Linked DNA regions of Homo sapiens: region 1 is linked to region 2. Evidence: chromatin contacts called from ENCODE Hi-C or POLR2A ChIA-PET data. All regions are on one chromosome and are shown on one strand. Each heading gives the region's core, a stretch centred on a gene start or an enhancer-like site at or near the end of the contact. The rest is flanking DNA. Distances are from core to core; before and after follow the strand shown.

Region 1 (2,700 bases), core at 76-2,575, 460 kb before region 2:
GATTTAAGCCAAAATATATCACAATTGGTTCTTTGAACCCTTTGTTTCCTGGCAAATCAAAGTTCCTCATTTGTAGTAAGAACTCAAAGAGCAATGTTCCTATCACCACACTGGAAGTCCAGTCTTCTTTTAGACCTCACTAGTGATTTCTTTCTAGAAGTCCCTAGGGAAAGTCCTCACAAATAATCCAGACTTCTCTCTGCAGTGCCTGTGCTCTTGGTCTGCACCCCTTGCTACCTTCTGCTACTTCAATTATTATTTCTTCGTACTCCTTGCTCACAATCCAGGCTGCTGTCAACTGCCCCCCACCCCCGCCCCCCCCACCCAGTGCAACTCTATCTCTGCTCAGCCGGTGAGCCATTGTCCAGGTTCCTTCTGGCTGTCCCTGGATTGCCACTTATTCATGTTCTTTTCCCTTTCTAGCATGAAGAAAAACTCCTGTTCCATGGCAGCTGATTTCTCCCAGGAGATCTGGGCCTCTGGTGGGCAAATTGCTGCTCTCTTCCCCAGCAAGCTTCTCCCTGGAACACATGTGCACTCGGGGGAATGGGTTTGACCAGGGCTGGTTCCAACCCAGCATTACACTGTCTGTGGGATCACATCTCTTTCCAACATCCAGTTCTGACTCCCATTCCCCTCTGTTTAGCTGCTTCTTCACACAGGATGCTTCTCAGAAACTTCACTTCCAAATTATGGGGTGGGATTCAAGCTGGAATTCTTCATCTATGATGAAATTTTAAAATGGTATTCAAAGCTTTGTGCAAAATAGCATTTTATGGTACGTAAACCTCTAATTTTTATCAGACTCTCAAAGGGATCTGCTAGAGACCACGGGCCTCTAAAGCTCTTTAAGTTCTAATGTTCTGTGACCCTGTGATTGCATAATATGATTTTGTGGCAAATTTGCCCAAAGCAGAAGCATTCAGTCACTCTCCCAAACTGCTCTATTACATTCCTAAGTGAGTACAAGAGTGTATGCAAGCATTTTAGCCTTATTCGCACAGAAGATATTATATTAAGAGAATAATCAAGGATTCAGCATCAAAAGCTTTATCAGCAAGATATTAGTACTCTACCTAGAAGACTATTCTAACCTCAAGTACTATAAATATTAGGAGATCTTTATTTTCATAGCAGCAAGATCTTGGAAACTGTACTGGTGAAAAAAAGATGGTGCTTAGAACTCCTGCCTCCCTTTTTAGTTGCTCTTTCTGTTCAAGGAGTGGGATGCATGGGAAAGGTGGCCTGGCTCCCTTCTCCTCTGTGTAGCCTGTAGTTCTACGATTGGCCCCTAGACGGCGATCTTGTGTTAGTGAGGGACATGGTAACTAAATGAAGTGGGAGCCGGCAGTGACTGATGGCTGAAACTGTCAACAGATCAAATGGTAAGAAGTGAATAGTAGTGATTTTTAACCGTGGTTGCAGGATGAAATTGGAAAAGTAACACAAAATCTTCCTATATTACTTAGAAGGAAATTTGGAAACACTTAGAATTAGTCTGTGTATTGAAAACATGATTTAAGTGTGATATTTAGAGGAAACTGTCAATTAAAAAAAATTTTTAAATTATGGTAAAATACATATAACATAAAGTTTGCCACGTTAACCATTTTACAAATGTGCAGTTTTTAAACCAAGTGCACAATCGGTAGTGTTAAGTGCATTCATGTTGTTGTCCAACCAGTCTCCAGAACTCTTTCCATCTTGCAAAGGTGGAACTCTGCATCCATTAAACGGCAACTTTCCGTTACCTCCTCTCCCAGCCCCTGGCAAACAGTATTCTACTTCCCATGTCTATGAATATGAGTGCCTCAGAGAAGTGGAAAAAAGTATTTGTCTTTTTGTCACTGGCTTATTTCACTTAGTATAATATTCTCAAGTGGGACCTGCCAATTTTCATTACAAAATTATTTTTTAATTTGTAAAGAAAAACTGGCAATTAGTAAAAACCATAAGACTGGACATTGTCTCATGCTCACAGCTTCACAGGCAAATGCACTCATTCAAACCAGTAAAAGTGAAAACCTCCATCCACAAGACCCACCAGGAGGTCTCATAAGGCTCTATTAAACCTGCAAACTCACAAGACTGCCAAGGCCCACTCTAGACAGCAGTTGACCCAGAAGATTCATAGGCCAGGAGGCAGAGCATGTCAGTAGGGCACATCCAGACTTCCTCTTCTGCGGGACCTCGCAGCAGACCACAAAGCCATCCACACAGTGGGCAGAAGCTATTCTCTTTGGCCCCCATGTGGACTGAGTTGTGAAGAAATGAGACTCACATCAGTGGGGTGTGGAGGCCACACTATATGAGAGGCCCTGTATTTCACAGCAGCTAATATCTCTTGGAGGAACTCCATGGCCATAACTTTCATGGTCTTCTCAAGGTCATGCCAGTTACAAGGGTCACTGCACTTAGGGAAACTCGAAAATATGGCTTCTTCTCTGGTATTTATAGTTGTCCCAATCCAGATAGGATTTACCAATCAGGGCCCACTTGTACTTTCCTTTATCAGGTTTCCATGGGAACAGAGCTAGGAAGTTAGCCAAAAATCAAATGCTCATGCAAAACTGGAAAGGGTTTCGTTAATCCTTTATTCACTGCCCTTCACATGGTTAGATTACAAAGTCTGACAAAGCATCCAGTTAAATAGAAAGGAGTCAGAATGACAAACTGATATGAAGAACTAAATTACACAAT
Region 2 (2,700 bases), core at 180-2,679:
ACGTGTACACAAATTAGCACTGAGTCTCACATATGGTATTTGTGGGTCTGTATATAATCAGGGTTGTAAAAGAACAATAAATTCAAGCTGTAGCTGAATCACAAATGAAAGTCCTTTAAAATAATGGAAGGTGAGATGTATCAGACTTTGAATGGGTCTTTAAAATACCGCCTGCTCGTTCTGGCTAAGTTCATTTGCATAACAGAGCTCAGCAGCTGGGGAGCCAGCTAATAGAGTTTCATAGTCTTGAAGCTTAGAGCTATGTCCTCAGTTTAGATGATATGGGGAGAGGGTAAGAATCTAAAAATAGAAAAGGCATCTTCTTATCTTCTCAAATGGGTGGAGTTAAACAGACTGAAAATATGAAAAGCATCCCCTTCGGGTTACTGGGTGCTTCTGGTTACACTGATTTCCGCCTTAGAAATTCAGCATTGAACTTAAATGAAAATCTAACACTATGGGGTTTTTTTCCCCTTCAATTTTAAAATTATTCAGAGAAGCACTCCTACAGAGGTTTGTAAAAGGATTGACATGAGCGTCCACATTGTAGTAATATTTTAGTGTTTCTGATCCCAAAGATTGGCTGGTCATTTCTATATTAGTAAGAAGACTGCCGTGTTCAAAGAGAAAGCTTCTTCAAGGGAAAGTCCGTGTGCGTTTTTCTATGGAAAAGTGACATGGGACTACAAGGAAATTGGCAGTGATCGTGTTCCCATACAGGAAACTCAGAATAAATGGGAACGTGAACACCTCCCTTCACGCACTGTCAGGGAGGCGCAGGGTAACCGCCCTCCCCTCTGTGAGAGCTTCATCCCATGGCCATACTTGCTGTCCCCTCCCCACCCCAGCCCATTCCATCTTTTGAGAAACCTGAGCTGTTACTTGGAGGAGCCAAAATCTTTCCTTGTAGTTTCTGCTTGGTAGCTCTAGGGCCTCCCAGAACAAGTTAATTCCTTTTCATTACAATTAAATGAATCCTTCAGATCCCTTAAGATTAGTTTTCTCTTTCTATGAGTTCTCTTTAAGCTGCTCTATTCCTTCAGCCTCTTCTCACATGTCCTAATCGAGCTCCTTCACTTCCTCCCATTTGCCTCCCTCTGAACATGCGGGGACATGTTCCAGGTAGCCTTTATCCCTTCTAAATGTGGAGCCTAGGATCATGTTCTGGGCGCTTGGCACAGTGGAATTATTATCTTCTGGTTGGCAGCAGAGAGACATAGCCCACAGATGGTTGGGGGTAGGGAGGCGGCGGAGGGTACTTGGCCGAGTCATCATCCTCCCCTAGGACTGTTGGTTCCAACATGCAGGAGGAGTCGCTGGATACTCTGGCATGGGGCTCAGATGGTGCAGTAGTGCAGTGGTGCCGTGACTGGCCGCATAGTGCGACTGTGCTGAGGCAAAGCGAAAAGTGATCAGAAGCTGGAATGTCCCTGAAGGATGTGACAACCGAGCCAGAAAGGGGAAGTCGGATGCAGGCTCACTTCCTGCAAGGAGGAGAAAAGAACAGAGCCGCAGGTCCCTGGGGGCAGTAGCACCCCTCAACCCACCTGCCCATTTTTATACATGTGTGTTTTAAATTAACACTGCAACCTGTTTTGCAGGATGCAATTTTTTTTTTTTTTTACTTTTTCTCTCCACTAAGAATTAATCTAAAAACAATTAGTAGGCAAACCAAACATTCCTTTAAAATAAATGGAATTTTAAAAATATCCCAACTCCTTGGTTCTTTTCAGAGTCCTGTAAGTTGCCAGTGCATCAACTCTAAGTAACTTAGGAGCTGATTTTTCTGTCTGTCATTTTTTAAAACCGCTTGATTTTCCCTTCCTCCTGGCTGCTGCCCTGTTTTGATATTTTCAGCATCATTCTGTTTGCCAAAAAGATGGTAAGAAATGAAGCAAAGCACCGCTTCAGTTTTTTTCTTAACCAAATTATTTATTACTGCTGTGATTATTTCTATCATTATCACTGTCATTTACGCTTCAGTCAGTCACAAGAAACTAGAATTGTCTAGCCTAGTGCAACCCGGCTCTCTTCCTTCCTTATAAAAACCAGGGCCGTAGCTTCCTCTCCGGTCCTTTTGTGTATTGAAACTCTTGGATTTCTCACACAACCTGTAAGGGAGCATGTCCGTTCTCAGCAGCACTGTGCCCACCTGTCTGCCTGCCACATGTGTTCTCTCTGACCTGCCACATGACTGACTGGCAAGCTGGACCCTTTTGTTGGCAAATCTTTTCTCTCTAGTGCCCCAGGAACTAGAGCATTTGTTTTTAAAGGAATCTAACTTCTGAGATGAATGTTATCTCCAGTGTTATCTATGAAGGGAAAGAGGAACAAACCATGATCCAAGAACTAGGAGAAAGTTTGTGGAACTAGAAAGAAACCAGGAATAATTGTGGGAAGTTCAAATTTCAGGGTCAAGGTTTTTGAGAAAGGGCTAACTATAAGAACCTTTGTCTGTCTTTTAAGATTTAGGTAAGATAGTGGGAGTAGAGAAATGCAAGAAAACTAGAGAGCCAGGCATGGTGAGGCTCATCTGTAAGCCTAGCTGCTCGGGAAGCTGAGGCAGGAGGATCACTTGAGGCCAGGAGTTCAAGACCAGCCTGGGCAACATGGCAAGACCCCTTGTTCTAAAAAAAAAAAAAATTGTTTTTAATTAGCTGGGAATGGTGTTGTGCACCTGTAGTCTCAGCTACTCAGGAT

What was found. Hi-C counts contacts between places; a loop is a spot of excess contacts on that map. ChIA-PET counts read pairs that join two places held with the same protein, here RNA polymerase II (POLR2A). Pooled maps may share reads with other maps.
Region 1: a pooled map shows a loop between it and region 2 (2.3-fold over the local background). The contact joins two enhancer-like sites. A Hi-C loop is called at or near these places in 1 of 50 pooled maps. POLR2A ChIA-PET finds 5 or more read pairs at or near these places in 2 of 52 experiments (BJ and activated T-cell).

Annotation. Positions count from the first base shown.
Region 1 is chr2:38,114,021-38,116,720 of GRCh38, reverse strand. All of the region lies in intron 3 of LOC107985871 (a long non-coding RNA gene), which reads left to right. Among named protein-coding and RNA genes, the nearest start is that of CYP1B1-AS1, 16 kb to the left of the region's middle. Within about 2 kb of position 1,325, at least 8 of the 41 ENCODE cell types and tissues checked have a DNase peak (open chromatin) inside an H3K27ac peak, as active enhancers do.
Region 2 is chr2:37,652,685-37,655,384 of GRCh38, reverse strand. All of the region lies in intron 1 of CDC42EP3 (CDC42 effector protein 3), which reads left to right. Among named protein-coding and RNA genes, the nearest start is that of CDC42EP3, 18 kb to the left of the region's middle. RefSeq lists enhancers at 377-436, 1,104-1,313. Within about 2 kb of position 1,429, at least 27 of the 41 ENCODE cell types and tissues checked have a DNase peak (open chromatin) inside an H3K27ac peak, as active enhancers do.